2 separate regions of the Homo sapiens genome follow, and region 1 is linked to region 2. The links are chromatin loops, found by intact Hi-C in ENCODE. Cell type or tissue: CD14-positive monocyte. All regions are shown on one strand. Each heading gives the region's core, and the rest is flanking DNA. Links, peaks and the distances in the headings are about the cores only.

Evidence for each region. A loop is a pair of places that touch in the nucleus more often than their neighbours do. Peaks named below come from ENCODE experiments on the same cell type or tissue, not always from the same donor. Only the 100,000 strongest peaks of a DNase experiment are listed, where the experiment ranks them.
Region 1: a loop joins it to region 2, with 4 times the contacts of the local background. A loop is called at or near these places in 10 of 110 quality-filtered maps.

Annotation. Positions count from the first base shown.
Region 1 is chr3:183,371,210-183,379,543 of GRCh38, forward strand. MCF2L2 (MCF.2 cell line derived transforming sequence-like 2) reads right to left here. Exons shown (of 30, transcript NM_015078.4): 3 at 8,088-8,202. Among named protein-coding and RNA genes, the nearest start is that of MCF2L2, 53 kb to the right of the region's middle. RefSeq lists silencers at 6,147-6,206, 6,257-6,306. In CD14-positive monocyte, for the core only: no CTCF peak of the experiment used is centred there; DNase peaks (open chromatin) are centred at 162, 4,762 and 6,532; H3K4me3 peaks cover 1,063 bases; H3K27ac peaks cover 1,409 bases.
Region 2 is chr3:183,303,247-183,311,580 of GRCh38, forward strand. MCF2L2 (MCF.2 cell line derived transforming sequence-like 2) reads right to left here. Exons shown (of 30, transcript NM_015078.4): 9 at 7,669-7,783; 10 at 6,470-6,589. Among named protein-coding and RNA genes, the nearest start is that of B3GNT5, 54 kb to the left of the region's middle. In CD14-positive monocyte, for the core only: no CTCF peak of the experiment used is centred there; DNase peaks (open chromatin) are centred at 665 and 3,845; H3K4me3 peaks cover 1,109 bases; H3K27ac peaks cover 1,802 bases.

The DNA.
Region 1 (8,334 bases), core at 69-8,068, 68 kb after region 2:
TTAGAAAGTTTATTTTGCCATGGGTAAGGTCGCACCTGTGACACAGCCTCAGGAGGTCTTGACAACAAGTGCCCAAGGTGCTGGAGGCACAGCTTGCTCTTATACATTTTAAGGAGACGTGAGACATCAATCTATACACGTAAGATGTCCATTAGTCATTCAGGAAAGGCAGGACAACTCCACGGGTGAGGGGGGTTTCCAGTTCATAGGTAGATAAGAGACAAAAGGTTGCAGTCTTTTGAGTCTCTGAGAAGCCTTTTTTTTTTTTTTTTTTTTGAGACGGAGTCTCACTGTGTCACCCAGGCTGTAGTGCAGTGGGGTGATCTCAGCTCACTGCAACCTCCGCCTCCTGGGTCCAAGCAATTCCCCTGTCTCAGCCTCCCAAGTAGCTGGGATTACAGGCTTATGCCACCAGGCCCAGATAATTTTTCTTTTTTTTTTTTTTTTAAGTAGAGATGGGGTTTCACCATGTTGGCCAGGCTGTTCTTGAACTCCTGACCTCAAGTGATTCACCCTCCTCAGCCTCCCAAAGTGCTGAGATTACAGGTGTAAGCCACCGCACCCGGCCTCTGATTAGCCTTTTACACAATACACAATTTACATGTGAGAAGAGGGTAGAGGAATAGTCACTTATGCCTCAGTTTGGCTTAGTGAAACAGGAGGGCAGAGGAAGCAATCAGATAGGCGTTTGTTTCACAGGGGCAGAGGGATAACTCTGAGTACTGTCCGTCTTTTTTCCACGAGGAATTCCTTGTGGGCAAATTGTGAGGGAGGTATATAGTATTTTTTATCTTTAGGGAGGTATATCGTTTTTTTTTTTTTATCTTTGTAGCTATCTTCTTTAGGAATAAAATGGGAGGCAGGTTTGTCTGATGCACTTCCCAGCTTCACTACCCTTTGGCTTAATGATTTGGGGGTCCTGAGATTTATTTTCCCTTCACACTTCATAATAGTAAGAGGCCCAGATTGCACTCACTTCTCTGACGAGGCTGGTTTCTAAAGCTGAGTAGTTATTATAATCCCACTGAGTCTTTCAATACAAAGGAGTAAGTCTCATCACAATTCACAGGCCAAATAATAACACTATTCTTCTCCTATTCCTTCCTAGAGTACTAATATCAGACCCCATTTTAGGCCACTTATCATAAAAAGAGGACACAACGAACACCAAAGACTATTCATCACACTGTATGTGAGGAAAATGAATGTAGAAAAATTACTCTAACTTAAATAGGTCCCTCAACAGATTCCGTATAGAAAAGTCCTTTAGAAATAGAAACAATCCCAGCCTGGCCAACATGGTGAAACCCCGTCTCTACTAAAAATACAAAAATTAACCGGGCATGGTGTCACGTGCCTGTAGTCTCAGCTACTCAGGAGGCTGAGGCAGGAGAATCACTTGAACCTGGGAGGCGGAGGTTGCAGTGAGCCGAGATTGCGCCACTGCACTCCAGCCTGGGCAACAGAATGAGACTCGGTCTCAAAAAAGAAAGAAAGAAAGAAAGAAATAGAAACAATAACAAAATTAACCATTGATATGAAATACTGCTCTTGTACCATCTAATAAAAGTACTTTCTCCAATCCGTTTCTAATAATGAACCCAGAACTGGAAGTTAAAATAAGGAAACTAAGTAGAGAAACACAGTGATAAATATCCATGCTTAGTTATACAAATGTTGATTTGTAGGACCAACAACTATGATTGAAACGCAGTTAAACTGTCCCATTCTTCAAGGACATTTTGTTAGGGAGGCAGGAGCCTAGGAGACTGAGGGTGACCCAAGTTCAGCTCCATCTCTGTGGCTCAGAATATTTTACTAATGTCTTTTCAGACCATCTGGCTCTACTCTGTAGCCACAGGTGACATGTTTTAAATGACGATATCTTACATTCTGAGAAAGTGACCACTAGGATTTATTGTGCTATTGTTATAAGCTGGACTGTGAAAACCACTAGTAGTACAATTTATATAGCAGACGGCACCTGATGGGCTAAAACTGGCCCTCAGCTGTTTTTGGAAACAGAATAGAGATGTGGTAATGATTTCTGTGTATTTTTGAATATTTATTTATTTTAATACCATAAGATTCATGTGGGAAGGTTTGTAATTCAATAGTTCCTTATGTACAGTACTATACATAATTCACAAAGAAATTCCAGGGTCAAGGAAGCTCAAGAAATTGAATCTTTTTATATATTGATTTTAAGGAAAGAAATACAGAACTGTGATAGCAAAAGTAAAGGACGTGGGAACAGCCCTCCCTCCAACTTTCAATTTCTGCACATTCACTGCCACCTCACTTTATCCAAAAGCTAAGTCGGATTCCAGGTTTTCTTCTTCACACCCCTCAAATGTCTGTTCTGTCTCACCATAGCTTCTCCCTATCCGCTCCTAGCACAGACACTCTCATCCCTGGCTGCACATGGGGATCACCGGTGAGATTTAGACACCGCTGAAAATCCAGGTTTCACCCCGAGAAATCCTGATGTAATTCATCTGAATTATAGTCTGGACATTGGGAATTAAAATCTCCCTAGGCAATCCTAAAATGCAGTTGAGGTCGAGAACCATTGTCTTAGCATGGCTTTGATTAGAAAAAGTTTTAAAATAAATCACGATGAGACCATCAAACCCAAAATGAGGCCTGAATTCCACACAGAATACTCCACACACCAGACTTAGAGTAATACGAGATAATTGTAAGGCTCCTAAAACCAAGCGTCTTCCGTAGCTTCTCCCTCTTCCTCCTTCCCGACCTCCACCAGTCCCCAGTGCCTGTCTTCTTGTCCATCCCTTCCTATCCAGTTCTCATGCCATCATCCCTCTTCGTTTTGCACCTGTCTCAGTGTAGAATCCCCTAATTGGTCTCCCTGCCTCCCTTTCCTGCTCTCTCCAATCCATCCTACACACCACCACCAGATCAATCTGCTCCTCACTCTGCTCCTCAAACCCTCTTGCAGGAAAATGGCCTCTTCCTGCTCACTGTGCCTCAACTCCTTAACTTGGGGGTAAAGGCCTTGCCCAATCTGTTTCCAACTTTTTCCAGCCCTCGTTTCTCAATACTGTCTGAAAAGCAGCCTCACTCTGTTCTGGTGAACTGGGATGCTCTGTAATTCCCCAAATATGCTCTGTTGAAAACTTCAGACCCTGCGTTAGATAGAAATAGAAGCCAGGTCAGCTGGGCGCAGTGGCTCACGCCTGTAATCCCAGCACTTCGGGAGGCTGAGGCGGGCGGATCACAAGGTCAAGAGATTGAGACCATCCTGGCCAACATGGTGAAACTCCGTCTCTCCTAAAAATACAAAAATTAGCTGGGCGTGGTGGTGCGTGTCTGTAATCCCAGCTACTCGGGAGGTTGAGGTAGGAGAATCACTTCAACCCGAGAGGCGGAGGTTGCAGTGAGCTGAGATTGCCCTGCCGCACTCCAGTCTGGGCGACAAGCACGAAACTCCGTCTCAAAAAAAAAAAAAAAGAAAGAAAGAAAGAAAGAAAAAATAGAAGCCATGTCATTTGCCCCAGACCACCTAGCTAGTGAGCAATAGGATCTGGATTTCAATCCAGGTTTGGGCTGTGTTCAAAGCTCTTCAACACTATCCTTTTCTCTCTCTGGAATGCTCCCTTCTGTATCTATCTGTAGCAACTGTACCATCCCCTCAAGGACATTTTGTTAGGGAGGCAGGAGCCTAGGAGAGTGAAAGTGACACAATTTTAAGTTCAGCTCCATCTTGAGAGTAACAAGGCACATTCCTTGCCAACCAGGACCCATGGTCATAAGATGTTTATGGTTGAGAAAACAGCCTAAGGATACTACAACAACAGAAAGTCCAGATGTCCCAATACCATAACAATATATGTTTTCAAAAAATTATAGTTATGCTTTGATGTTCTCACACACTAAAATGTCAAGGATAGTTTTCTTTAAATCAATAGAATAATAAGTTTTGTCACACTGTCTGCCCATCCGCACATAGGCACAGCTTAGTTTAATCTTTATATAGACAAGATCCCTATATAAGAAAAACTTAAAGTCAATGCGTTCCTCCTTTTGCTTTCTGAGGGCACCCTACTCTGTAACAGTAGTTTCTAATAAGCTTGCTTCTTTCACTGCATTTTGTGACTCTCCTTGACTTCTTTCCCACATAAGATCCAAGAACCCTCTCTTACAGGTCTGGATTGAAACCCCCTTTTTTCCTGAAGTTTTCCCTTTTTTTCCTGTCGAAGTGACTTTCTGTTTTCTGAGCTCCTATAGCACTTTGTTTACATATTTCACAAAAGATATTGATAACAGAGTCATGTAATGAGTTTCCTGCGGTCTGAGACATCGTCTTGAGGTTTTTCAGTCCTTTACAGCATCGTACACCGCACCCTACATGCTGTGGGCTCTCATAGAGGTCTGCTGAAGAATGAATTACTGTGGGAAGCCTTTCTGTACCTGCCCAACCCACTCACAATGCGAGATCCTAATTAATTTCAGGCACAAAGATAGCATTTCCCAACCCCAAGTATCCTGCCATTTTCCTATTCTAGTGTATCAATTCTTTTTTATCCATCCACGAGCCCTCTGCCACCTGTCTATAAAACATTTTGCAATTGGGAAGGACTCTGGTACTGGATAACTATGTAACGTACAAAAAGATGCAAATTGTGATAAACAGGAGTCATAAAACGAACAAGGGTGGTTTCATTCTTTGAAATCTGACATGGAAATTAGACATAGGTCCAAGTCAAGTTCCCCTTTCAGGCCTTCTCACCCTTTGTCTCCACTTTTTGTGGAAAGGAACAGGGGAGGGGCAGCAAGTAGTGTGAGCAAAAGCGGAAGAAGAAAGGCGAGGGGAAGAACTGGCCAGACAGCCACTCTTTCCCGAAAGACAAACAGCATTCTAGGAAAAGAAAATATTCCCTAGGTCACAAGAAATTGTACCAGGAGCCTACAGTAGAACAAAGAAATCCAAAACAGAAGCCCCTGTTTGATCTCCTCATCTCCATCTGTGAGATAGGGGTGATAACCCTGCCTGCTTCTTGCCACACAGTCCGGGGGGCTGAGCTATCTTCAGCGTGATTTGGAAAAGGCTGCAAATGCAAAAGGAAAATCCTCCATTTAACTTAGCATTTGACTGTATCCCTGGGGATTAAGTAAAACTAGACATCGAATTTAAAACAAATATAAGGAGAATGGGGACAGGGGACACTCCTCCTATTGTCTACATCCCTATTCACCCTCTTCCTTGCCGCTCCCACAGAAGTTGCTAAACTGATGGGATATTGTCCTGAAATGCCACTGGGCCAAAGACAGAGTTCAAGTTCAACTTCTTAAAACCCAGGTTGATAAAGGCAGGAATGAAGAGCTGGGGTTCCCCTCCGTCAGGGTCCCCCTTCTCACTGTAGGAATGGAAAAACTTCACCTCTATTGTCTTAGGGTCCTGGCTGGGTCCAAGAGTTAAATCGACAAAACACAGATTAACATGAGAAAAGCATAGACATTTATTCATAAATGTTTTACATGGCACAAGAGCCCTCATAAAGAAATGAAGACCCAAAGAATCAGTTAGAGTCAGTTACTTCTATACTGGATTGAACAAAGAATAATAAACTATGAAAATGTGACTAAATTATGTGGGGAAGCTTAAAAAATAGAATTTCTAACAAGGTCTGTGCAATATTCTCTAAGTTACCTTTCCTTCTAGTCCCTAGAGAGTGTCTTTCACATAGGAATTCCATCTTCTCCTCTTAAGAAACAGCACAAAGGTCAAAGTGATATTCTTGTACCTGCTGTTTTTCAAGTGCTTTTAACTTAAATAGTCAATATTCCAGAATGGCATTTTTAAATTTTTACTTTAAGTTTTGGGATACATGTACAGAACATGCAGGTTTGTTACATAGGTATACATGTGCCACAGTGGTTTGCTGCACCTGTCAACCCATCATCCAGGTTTTAAGACCCGCATGCATTAGGTATTTGTCCTAATGCTCTCCTTCCCCTCGTCCCCGACCCTCCAACAAGCCCCGGTATGTGATGTTCCCCTCCCTGTGTCCATGTGTTCTCATTGTTCAACTCCTGCTTATGAGTGAGAACATGTGGTGTTTGGTTTTCTGTTCCTGTGTTAGTTTGCTGAGGATGATGGCTCCCAGCTTCATCCATGTCCCTGCAAAGGACATGAACTCATTCTTTTTTATGGCGCATAGTACAGAATAGCATATTTTAACCCCTTCATCACCCTACAACAAATACCATTTGTTTGGAATGACTCATTATCAAAACTGAAAACTCTACCAACATTACTTTTGAGAACCAACCAGGTGTTGGGCACTGTGCTAGGGCTGGAGATTTTAAAAACGAAAGAGAAGAAAAGCAAAGCATTGGCCCCTACTCTTAAGAAGTTCACAGTCTACTGGGAGAGGCAGAAATAATTTCCATAGACAAATAACTTCCATAGGCAAAGGTAAACCTCGGGGTTCTGTGGAAATTTAAAAAAAGACTCTGTGAAAGCAGAACTGGGGTGAAGGAAGGTTTCATCGAAGAGATGAGGTCAGAGTTGAGGGTTGATGAATGTGCATGAGTCAGGCCTAGAAGAGGGGCAGAGGTGTGCCACAGAGAAACACCTGAGCAAAGCCGTGAGACAGGTGTGGTGTCTTTCCCTCACAGCAACAAAGGATTCCCCACATCCTTATATCTGCATTAACGCGTGGCATATGGCAGTGGCAGGGAGGAGGAAAGGAGGAAATTGATGAAATATATTTAAGTACTAACTTTGAAGAAATGCATTCAAAATAAATCCATAACCTTCTCTGAAGAAATAAGATGGGCAAAAGAAAAAACTAAAGAAAAAGGTGTAAAAGAAAAAACATATTTTTCAAGTGGGTTTGGTTAAAGCAATCAACTTCCTAATCTCCACAAGTGGTATCAGACGCCAGGCAGCCTCTCAGTCACAAAGCTGCTGTTTACCTCTAAATCATAGAAGGCAGGTGGAAAGCAGGCAAAATACCACACACCTGGCCACTGTGTACATTCTAAACCACACTATAGTCAAGGGAGGGGTGGGGGCTCATAAGCAATGCAAACCCATGGAGGGAAGGCCTTTCCCAACCAAGTCTTCTCTGCTGGAGGTGGACACAGCACTGCCTAAGGAGGGGGTTTAGACCCCGCTCTGCCCCGGTCTGTGAAATGGTGGTGACCAATGTGGACTCTGCCCACACTCCATCCCCTCGAAGACCTGGGCCCATACCGATTTAAGCGGCATAAAGAGTTGAGGCCCAGGCTGGAGAGGGTGGAAGAAGATGCCAGAAAGCATTTCTATCATGGGCTCAGCTACAAGCACAGTTTTTTTCCCTGGCCTTGTAGTTTCCTTGCTCTGTGCCTTAGTTTCTCCATCTGACAATGCAAATGACAACAATCTGCCCCTAATTTTCTTATTTCGGAGAGAGAAATAACTCCTGACACAGTTGGAGTTCCCTAAACAAGGGTCATGTGTCCTAGACAACGCGACCCAGGAAGCCAGAATAACCTTTAGCTAAAGCAACAGCCTAGGCCGGGCACGGTGGCTCAAGCCTGTAATCCTAGCACTTTGGGAGGCCGAGGCAGGCGGATTACTTGAGGTTAGGAGTTCGAGACCAGCCTGGCCAACATAGTGAAACCCCTCTCTGCTGAAAAAAAAAAAAAAATACAAAAATTAGCTGGAAATTGCTTGAACTCGGGAGGCGGAGGTTGCAGTGAGCCAAGATCGTGCCACCGCACTCCACCCTGGGCAACAGAGCAAGACTCCATCTCAAAAATAAAAAATGAAAATAAAGCAATAGCCTAAGGAACAAAGGCAACACAGCTGCTCAGTTTTCCATCCACCCGACCATGTTTACTCTGTCCCTCCTGTGTGCACAAGAGAGTCAAAACTGAGGCTTGTTTGTCATTGTTTTCCAGTCCCTTTCCACATTCCTTGCTCGTGACTGATGGGTGACAGAAGCCAGCTGGGTTATTATGCATACCAGGGTACACCATGCTCATGGAAGTATATGTCTCAACCCAGCCCTGCCACATGGGAAGTGTGGAATAAAGCCAGTGCCTAAGGCGGCAGGACACTGTGCTCAGCTCACCTGGGGATGCTAGTCAGGTAGGTCATGACATTCAGGAAGTCTTCATCTGGGATGTGTTTGAACCCCGAAAACTCTGGGAACGTGATGATGGGGGCGCCATCCTCCCCTCGGCCTCCTGCAACAAAAACAGGTGGTCAAAATGTTAGCAAAATGTTGTCCTGTCACACCTCTGCAGGGAAGTTGGGCGAAAGAATATCGGTCACCTCTTTTCCTACCTATATTATCTCAGACTAGAATTTGGGAGAAG
Region 2 (8,334 bases), core at 264-8,263:
TTCCATGAGAGCATTTAGTAGGCATGCAATAAATATTTGATCAACAAAATAAATGAATGAGCCAATGAGCTACATGATGCGGTGACCTGCTTGGCTGGAACTCTGTGAAGCAATCAGCACAGATGACTGCCACATTCCAAAAGGTCTCCAGGAGCAGAGAGCCCATGAGCCCCCTTGCCAGCCACACTAAGCATCCAGTGCATCACTGCACTGCTTTAGCTGTTTACAGTAACACAAGGAGTCACGGTAACTCCAGGTGCGTACATCTTGCCCCTCTCTTAACTTGCACTGGTTTATGGTTTCAACAATTTCCAAACCCCTTTCCTCTTACCCTCCCAGTCATTCACGAAGCCCCGCAGGGACCGTCGCCTTCTTAATGCCTTTCAAATTCTGACCCCATCTCTGCCACCTCCTTGTCACTGTCTGCTCAGGCCTCATGGCTTCTCATGGGGACAACTGGTCTCCCTGCTTTTCTTCAGGCTCTCCTTCAAATCATGCTCCAGACTGCTGACAAAGGAGCAATTCCAACATATCTTATTGTGTCTACATCACTCCCAAGCTTCAAGCCCTTTCCTGGGCGCCCAGGGTCTTCAGGAGCAAGCTTAAACTCTTGAGCAATGCACACGGGGAATTTCATTATCTAGCTCATACCTGGGTGTGCCTGACTTACCAAGTCCTCTTCCACTTCCTCAACTCCATTCTCTGCTGCAACCATACTAATTATCCACTTATTGTTCCCCAAATATTCAGGCAGCTTCAGGCCTCCATCCCTTCTCCACCTGCTGTCTGCCTAGAAAGCCCATCCTTCCCTACTCCCCCTCACCCATACTCCTCTGGGGCCAACTCGATCTAAATCATATTTCAGACTTCACCTTCTCCAGAAAACTTTCTCTGTGCTTCTCTTGATCAGAGCACCTGCTTCATTATGTTGTGACCACTTATCTGCTGCCTGCGCTATGCCACAGACACCTATGGTCCAGAACCAGCTCTTATTCAACTGAAAACAGTGCATGCTGCATCTTAGGTACTTACAAATAAATGCTGCACAAAACAAAGAGGAGTACTGGTATAGAAACAAGTGACACAAATCAAGTAGTGGCTAGTTAAAAGGACTGAGGCAAAAATACCCAGAACACTTGTTCTAAACAGCAAAGGCCCAGGTGCACTGGTTACCACCCCTACAAGATGACTGGAATACTCATTCCCTGGGCAGTGATTTTTTTTTTTTTTTTTTTTTTGAGATGGAATCTTGCTCTGTAGCTAGGCTGGAGTGCAGTGGCTTGATCTAGGCTCACTGAAAATTCTGCCTCCGGGGTTCAAGCGATTCTCCTCCCTCAGCCTCCCGAGTAGCTGGGACTATAGGCGCCCACCACTATGCCTGGCTAATTTTTTTTTTTTTTAATTTTTAGCAGAGATGGGGTTTCACCATGTTGCCCAGGCTGGTCTCGAACTCCTGAGCTCAGGCAATTCACCCGCCTCGGCCTCCCAAAGTGCTAGGATTACAGGCGTGAGCCACCGCGCCTGGTCTGGGCAGTGATTTTTGACTCTTTGGTTCACTGCTGTGTCCTCAGAACTTAAACAGTACCTGGCATGGTAGGAGATGAATAAATATTTGCAGAATAGATGTCGAATGAATGACAGACCTTTCCTAGCACTGCTCAGCTACCGCAGACTGAACCTAGCACATGTTCCATAGCCCAGAATTTATCCCTCTACCTCTGTAATGTTAATAACAACAGCTAACATCTACTGAGAGCTTAACAGATGCCAGGCACTGTTCTGAATGCTTTACATTTGCTTATTTCCTTAACTCTTCACAACAAACCCTTTGATACAGGTACTGTTTTACCAAAGGGAAGTGGAGCACAATGGCCCAAGGTGACCCAGGTAGGAAAGAGAAGAGCCAGGCTTCAAACCCAGGCAGTCTTGCTCCAGGATCTGGCTCAGACCAACATACACAGAGAAAAATGGCTGCACTTGTTCTGCCTAAACTTAGAGACCTCATTTGGTTGCTCGAACTTGTCTGACTTTAGTCAAATATAGAAACATGAGACTTGGCATGAAAGTCTCTGTTGACACTTTTTTTTTTTTTAAGTCCAGCTGCCTAATTTATTAAGAACAGGGCAGAATTTTCTGGGTCCAGGGAAATTCACCACAGGATACTTCCAAATCACCCTGTGGTGATCAGAGCCTGCCCTTCCCTCAGCATACAGTATTTCACCCTTCAGAATTTTCCAGAAGACATTTGAGATGTTAGAGGGAAGATGTGTGTAACAGGTCCAAATGGGTCTAGGGAGAAACGCCCATAAAGGCAACTGAGGAGGCCGGGCGCAGTGGGTCACGCCTGTAATCCCAGCACTTTGGGAAGCCAAGGCCGGCGGATCACAAGGTCAGGAGTTAGAGACCAGCCTGACCAACATGGTGAAACCCCATCTCTACTAAAAATACAAAAATTAGCCGGGTGTGGTGGAGGGTACCTGTAGTCCCAGCTACTTGGGAGGCTGAGACAGAAGAATCGCTTGAACCCAGGAGGCGGAGGTTGCAGTGAGCTGAGATTGTGCCACTGCACTCCAGCCTGGGCGGCAAGAGTGAAACTCCGTCTCAAAAAAAAGGGCAACTAAGGAGCAACCCGGATTCAGCCACCACATGGCTGGAAGGTCACTATTACAGAATTGAAAGGACAACAATAGTTTCTGACCACTGACTACTGACCACCAACCATATTGCAAGCTGACCACATGAAGTCCCTACCACACATCTAACTCATTTAATCTTCACAAGGTCTCTGTGAGGCAGGAATTATTACCTCTGCTTTACAGATGAGGGGGACCATATTCAGAAAGGCTACGAAACGTGACTAGGGTCATACAGCTGGTACTTGTTAGAGCCAAGATTTGAATCCATCCCTATCCGACTTCCAAAGCCTGTGTTCTTGTCACCTTCCAGCCCACCTGGCCTCTACACATGTGCTATGAAATCCTCCTGGTGCCTGCAAAGAAATTTATGGTGAAACCTCCAAATTGAAGCTTATTTTTTTAGTTTATATACCTCCCACTCAGGATAAATAGTCATCAAAATCTCCAAAGTAAAAAAGAAAGAGTGAGGGAAAAAATGGCTAAAATCTTCTGATCACAAGCCCATCTGGGATCTTTCAGATGCTGAAAATTCCAGAAGGCTGGATCGTCAAGTTTCAGCTTAGAAGTTGCAATCAGAAATCTTTATTGAAATAAGTTTATTTCCCCCCGAGGACTCTGCTGGTATAACAGATGAGAGATGAGAGTGCCTACTAGGGAAGAAAGTGGCGAGAAAGCGAGTGATGCTACTCTATCCGGGAATCTAGAACAAACCCACAGAGGATCCACAGGGATGGAGTGTGTGTATGGGGAGGTGGGCCAGATGAAACAAGAAAGGCAGAAAGCTAATGGTTGTTGAAATTGAATGATGGACACTTGGAGTTCATTGTGCCAGTCTATCTGCTTCTCTGTGTGTTTGAAAATTTCACACATGTACACAAAGCCATGACCCTCCAACAAGATGACATCCTTAGATGTTAATGGCCTGGGTTCCATGCCTTCTTAGACACAGCACCCTTATGGGGAGAGGTCAAGGCTGAAATCAGGTGGTTCCTCCACCCTGTCCTGGTCTGTTCCCTGCTGGCCCCTCAGCAAGGGTCTCAGTACGGCCCACAGTCAAAACCCTGCAGCAAGTTCTGCTTTTATAGAAGACCTTCTGTAAGTGGTTGAAACTACTGTTTTTCAGAATCAGGAAGGAGCATTCAAAAGACTGCTAAACCCTCAAACGAGAACAAGATAAAGAACAGGCTGAATCAGCATGCGACAGGAGCCTGGTTAGTGAGTTGACTGAGGTTACTTGTGAGAATGATGTCACTGTGTGGAATAAGGAAGCTGGCAACACCCCAGAGCCAGCGTGTGGCTGTGCTGGGAGGGAGCTGGCCCCTTAGTGCCGAGTAAAGGACAAACTCCAGGCAGATATTTGTCAGATTGTGGCCAGACACAGTCTTGTTCCTTTAACACTTTAAAGGACAAATGGAAAGATTAGCCAAGCCCTAATCATCTGAAGAAGCCATGTGTCTGAGAAGTCTGAGGGAAGATATATTGAAAACGATCTCAGTTACGATGAGACAGCTTTGTTTGATTTACGCAAAGGCAGAGACACAGGTGTACTACATCCTTCAGGAAGCAAGTTTAGAAATAAGATCTGCAAGTCATAGGATGTGACAGGTCTGCAAATCCTGCAAGTCACAGGTCATCCACAGTGGGCTAGTCTAGCTGCTTCAAGAATGTTGCCCACGAAAGGTGGGTCATGGGTTCACAGAGCATTCCTGTGTTCCATAACCACAGGTTTCATCCCTAACTCTGGTCAGCAACTTTTGAAGTATATACCAAGGACCACAAGTTCAAGGAAGTGGGCAGAAGAAAGAATGTGATGCAGTCATGCAGATCCATCGCCACTATTCAAGACACAGCCCAGAGCGCCTTCCAAGGGCTTTCTGTTCCACTGAGAATAAAATTCAAATCCTCACAAAAGATCTCAGGGTGCAACAGGACTACCTGGCCTCTGCTCATCTCTGTTCACTCATTTCCTCCTGGCCCACCTGCTCTAGCAATGTTCCTTGAACTCACCAAGCTCATTTCCACTTTAGGACCTTTGCACCTGCAGCTCGCTCTTGCTTTGATACTATTCCCTAAGTCTTTGCATGATTACACAGATCAAACAGATCTCAGACCAAAGGTCGTCTTCTCAGGCCTTTCCAGACCATTCTAGCTAAAGTAGCATCCCCAGTCACTTTCTATTATATCTTGTTTTCTTTTTTATATCACTTGTTACTATCTGATGTTATTATTTATTTGATTGCTTTTTAGTGAACTGTCTCTCTCCAGTAGAATGTAAGCTCCATGAGGGCAGATTCTGGACTGTCTGGCTCACCGCTGCACCCACGGAACCTAGGATAAGGAATACCTCTTGATGAATAAATAACCCTCTGGATAGGTCAGTAGCTACTTTCATATATATATGAAGGCATTTTTTTTGATGAGGCACTTTTTCTTAATATATGAATAAGCAAAAAAATATAGTATCTATATTCAGTAAAAAATTATTTTGAAAAAACTAAAATGATATAAGGTTGGGGCTGTCCTGGAGAATCTAAGGTATCTAGTCATCATATATATGAAATTCAACTTTTCCATTGTTTGATAAATGTTCCTGATGACTCATGTGTCTTTAGCACTAGTTTATCTGTCAAATGGTCACTGGTAAGAGAAAGAGCGCTCGCTGTGAAGGGATGGGATTCCTGAATGGGGATCTGGATACACAGCTGGGTTTGTGTGTTCATGCATGTGCACAAGCACCTGCAGCTCAGAATCTACAACCAACAGCTCTTAGAGTCAGTGTGGCCTTGGTATACTTTGTTTTGTATCCTTTAGGGGTGTGTGTCTCCAACTTTAACGTACAAGTCAATCACCTGGGGATCTTCTTAAAATGCAGATTCCAATTCCAGGGTGGGGTCTGAGATTTTATATTTCTAATTAGCGCTTACTCAGGTGACATCTGTGCTGCTGGCCAGAGGCTCACACTTTGGCAAATCTCTAGTACTGCAAAATTGCCGTCTGAGAAACATGCCTCCAGATTAGCTAAGAAAGGAAGCGCTAACCACAGGGGACTTGGTCCCCAAGACCCAAAAATATAGAGAACCTAATTTCAAACAAGCAGAAAGGAACTTCTCTGGAAAGAGACGACTCAGCTTTCTTCATTTGTAATAAACCAAATCTGTAAACACTTAAAATGGAATCATTTCTAAATGCTGACTTGTGTGCGGATCTGGGACACTGTTTAATTCCAGTATGGGACTGTAAAATACATATTCTTTTACAAGTTTCACATTTACAACTCTTGGGACATGAGAAAGGAGAAAGCTTTGCCAATTCTGTGTAGCAATGGAACTAACATGGACCAATTTCCCCCATCTAATTGTCTTGCTCCAGGTATAAAACTAGTTGTTTTTTTTTTTCTGGTTTCTCCTTTGAAAGTTTCCCATCCTTACTACCAACCCCACAACCCCCAGCCCCCTAGTCCAGGCTCCAGGGAGGAGCTCAAGCTGATGGGTGAGCCTCTGATATAATTGTTCTGGTGAGTGATGAGCCTGTTGTGACCTTCTCCCACTTGGCTGCTGACCACGTGAGAGGGCAGGGCTGGTCCAGAGTCCTCACCCGACCTGAGCGTCCAACTGCAACTGTATGTTCCGGCAGCTTTAATAGGACTCTGTGCTGCCCGTATTATTCATAGCAGTTGTTAATGTGCCTCTCTCCTTGGGATCCTGGGGTGACTGAAGGGCAGGACTGGGCATTCCTGTGTCCTTTAGCAACCTTCCAATAGCAATGACTGGACATGATCCATCATTGTCCACAGCAACCTCCCTCCCAGTACACAAAAATGTCAGAAAGCAAACCTGGCTTTTTTCCTCCAGTTTTTTGTGTTCCTTAAGAATCTGCTCCACGTGCATCACGCTGTCTCCAATGCCTGTAAACTCTGCTTGCTCTTCCAGCAAATTATCCAGGGCAAGCTTAGCCTACAAGAAACATTAGAACAGTCCAGAAGTAAACCAACACTCACTCACCTGAAGGTATAGGTTTGTTATGCTTCAAGAAAACTCAAAATTCCAAAAAGGATTCAAGACTTGTATATATCTATATATGTTAAAAATTTTTTTTTTGCAGCTCACTAACTTTCAAATTAAGCTGGGGGTGCAGAATTCACCTGTAGCTGAACTATTAGAACTATATTCAACAGATAATCAATCAAAAAGGAAGACAGCTGGGTCCAGTGGCTCATGCCTATAATCACAGCACTTTGGGAGGCTGAGGCAGGAGGATTGTTTGTGCTTGGAAGTTCGAGGCCAGCCTGGGCAACATAGGGAGACCTCGTCTCTGCAAAAATATTTAAAAATTATCTGGGCCGGGCGCAGTGGCTCACGCCTGTAATCCCAGCACTTTGGGAGACCGAGGCAGGTAGGTCACAGAGGTCAGGAGATTGAGACCATCCTGGCTAACACAGTGAAACCCCATCTCTACCAAAAATACAAAAAATTAGCTGAGTGTGGTGGTGGGCACCTGTAGTCCCAGCTACTCAGGAGGCTGAGGCAGGAGAATCGCTTGAACCTGGGAGGCGGAGGTTGCAGTGAGCTGAGATCGCGCCATTGCACTCCAGCCTGGGCAACAGAGTGAGACTCCAACTCAAAAAAAAAATTACCGGGTGTGATGGTGGGGCATGCCTGTAATTCCAGCTACTTGGGAGGCTGAGGTGGGAGGATAGCTTGAGCCCAGAAGATCAAAGCTGCAGTGAGCCATGATCACACCACTGCACTCCGGCCGGAGTGACAGAGCAAGACCCTGTTTCAAAAAAAAAAGGAAGATAAACCATCACTGAAATGCCATGTACATCAACAGGTAAATGGGATTCTAGAACAGTTTGACTCCACTGAAAAAGTGAGAAGGGGGTTGGAGGGGGTGGTCTGTAAAGAAGCAAGGAGATAAGGAGAAAGCTGGATTAGGGAAAAGAGGGAAACCCCATACCAAAGAGTGAGGAGGGAGAGAAAACCAGAGGTCCCGGTACCAGAAAAGAAAGTTACAGTAAACAAGAAAAGAATACCTTACAAAAATCGTGCTCAAAATGCTGTAGTTGTAGGCACTGGTTAAGCTTCAGATGATGCTCAGACCAAAAGTGACTAAAGGCTTTTTCTGTTTCATCCAGTTGAACTAATAACCTTTCAAGAAAGAATGAGAAAGTGATGTTAGGTTAGCATTCATTTCCACAGGCATCCATATAGGCCTATGGCTAGAACACCTGTGTCTTCGGTCAGTGGTGTCAATTGTGACCATCTCATTATTATGAAAGCATGTGTCACCTATGCCTTTCTTCTGGCTCAGCAGGCTTTGCACCTTTCATTTTCCAATCAGGACATCCACAGTGCAGGCAGTGACTTTGCTTCAGATGCAGCTGCTGTGCTTTAGAATGTGCTCCGGCTGATCTTACCTTCATGCCTTCTTTCTTTCTACCTGAGACTACACGAATATAAAGCACAGCTCCAAGCTAAACTGTTACTTGGAAATGAAGCCCAGTAAATACTACCCTCTCCCTCAAAATCCTAGGGTGGGAACATGTCATATACATTGAAGAGGGGGGAATAGAATGCTCATAAAAAGATCTCTGTATGTGGATGCCAGACGGACGTATTCTTTTTTCCTTTGTTGTCTCAAATATTCTTCTTCCTTGGCCCCACCAAGACCCAATATTGGCTGTTCCAATCTGTTCTTG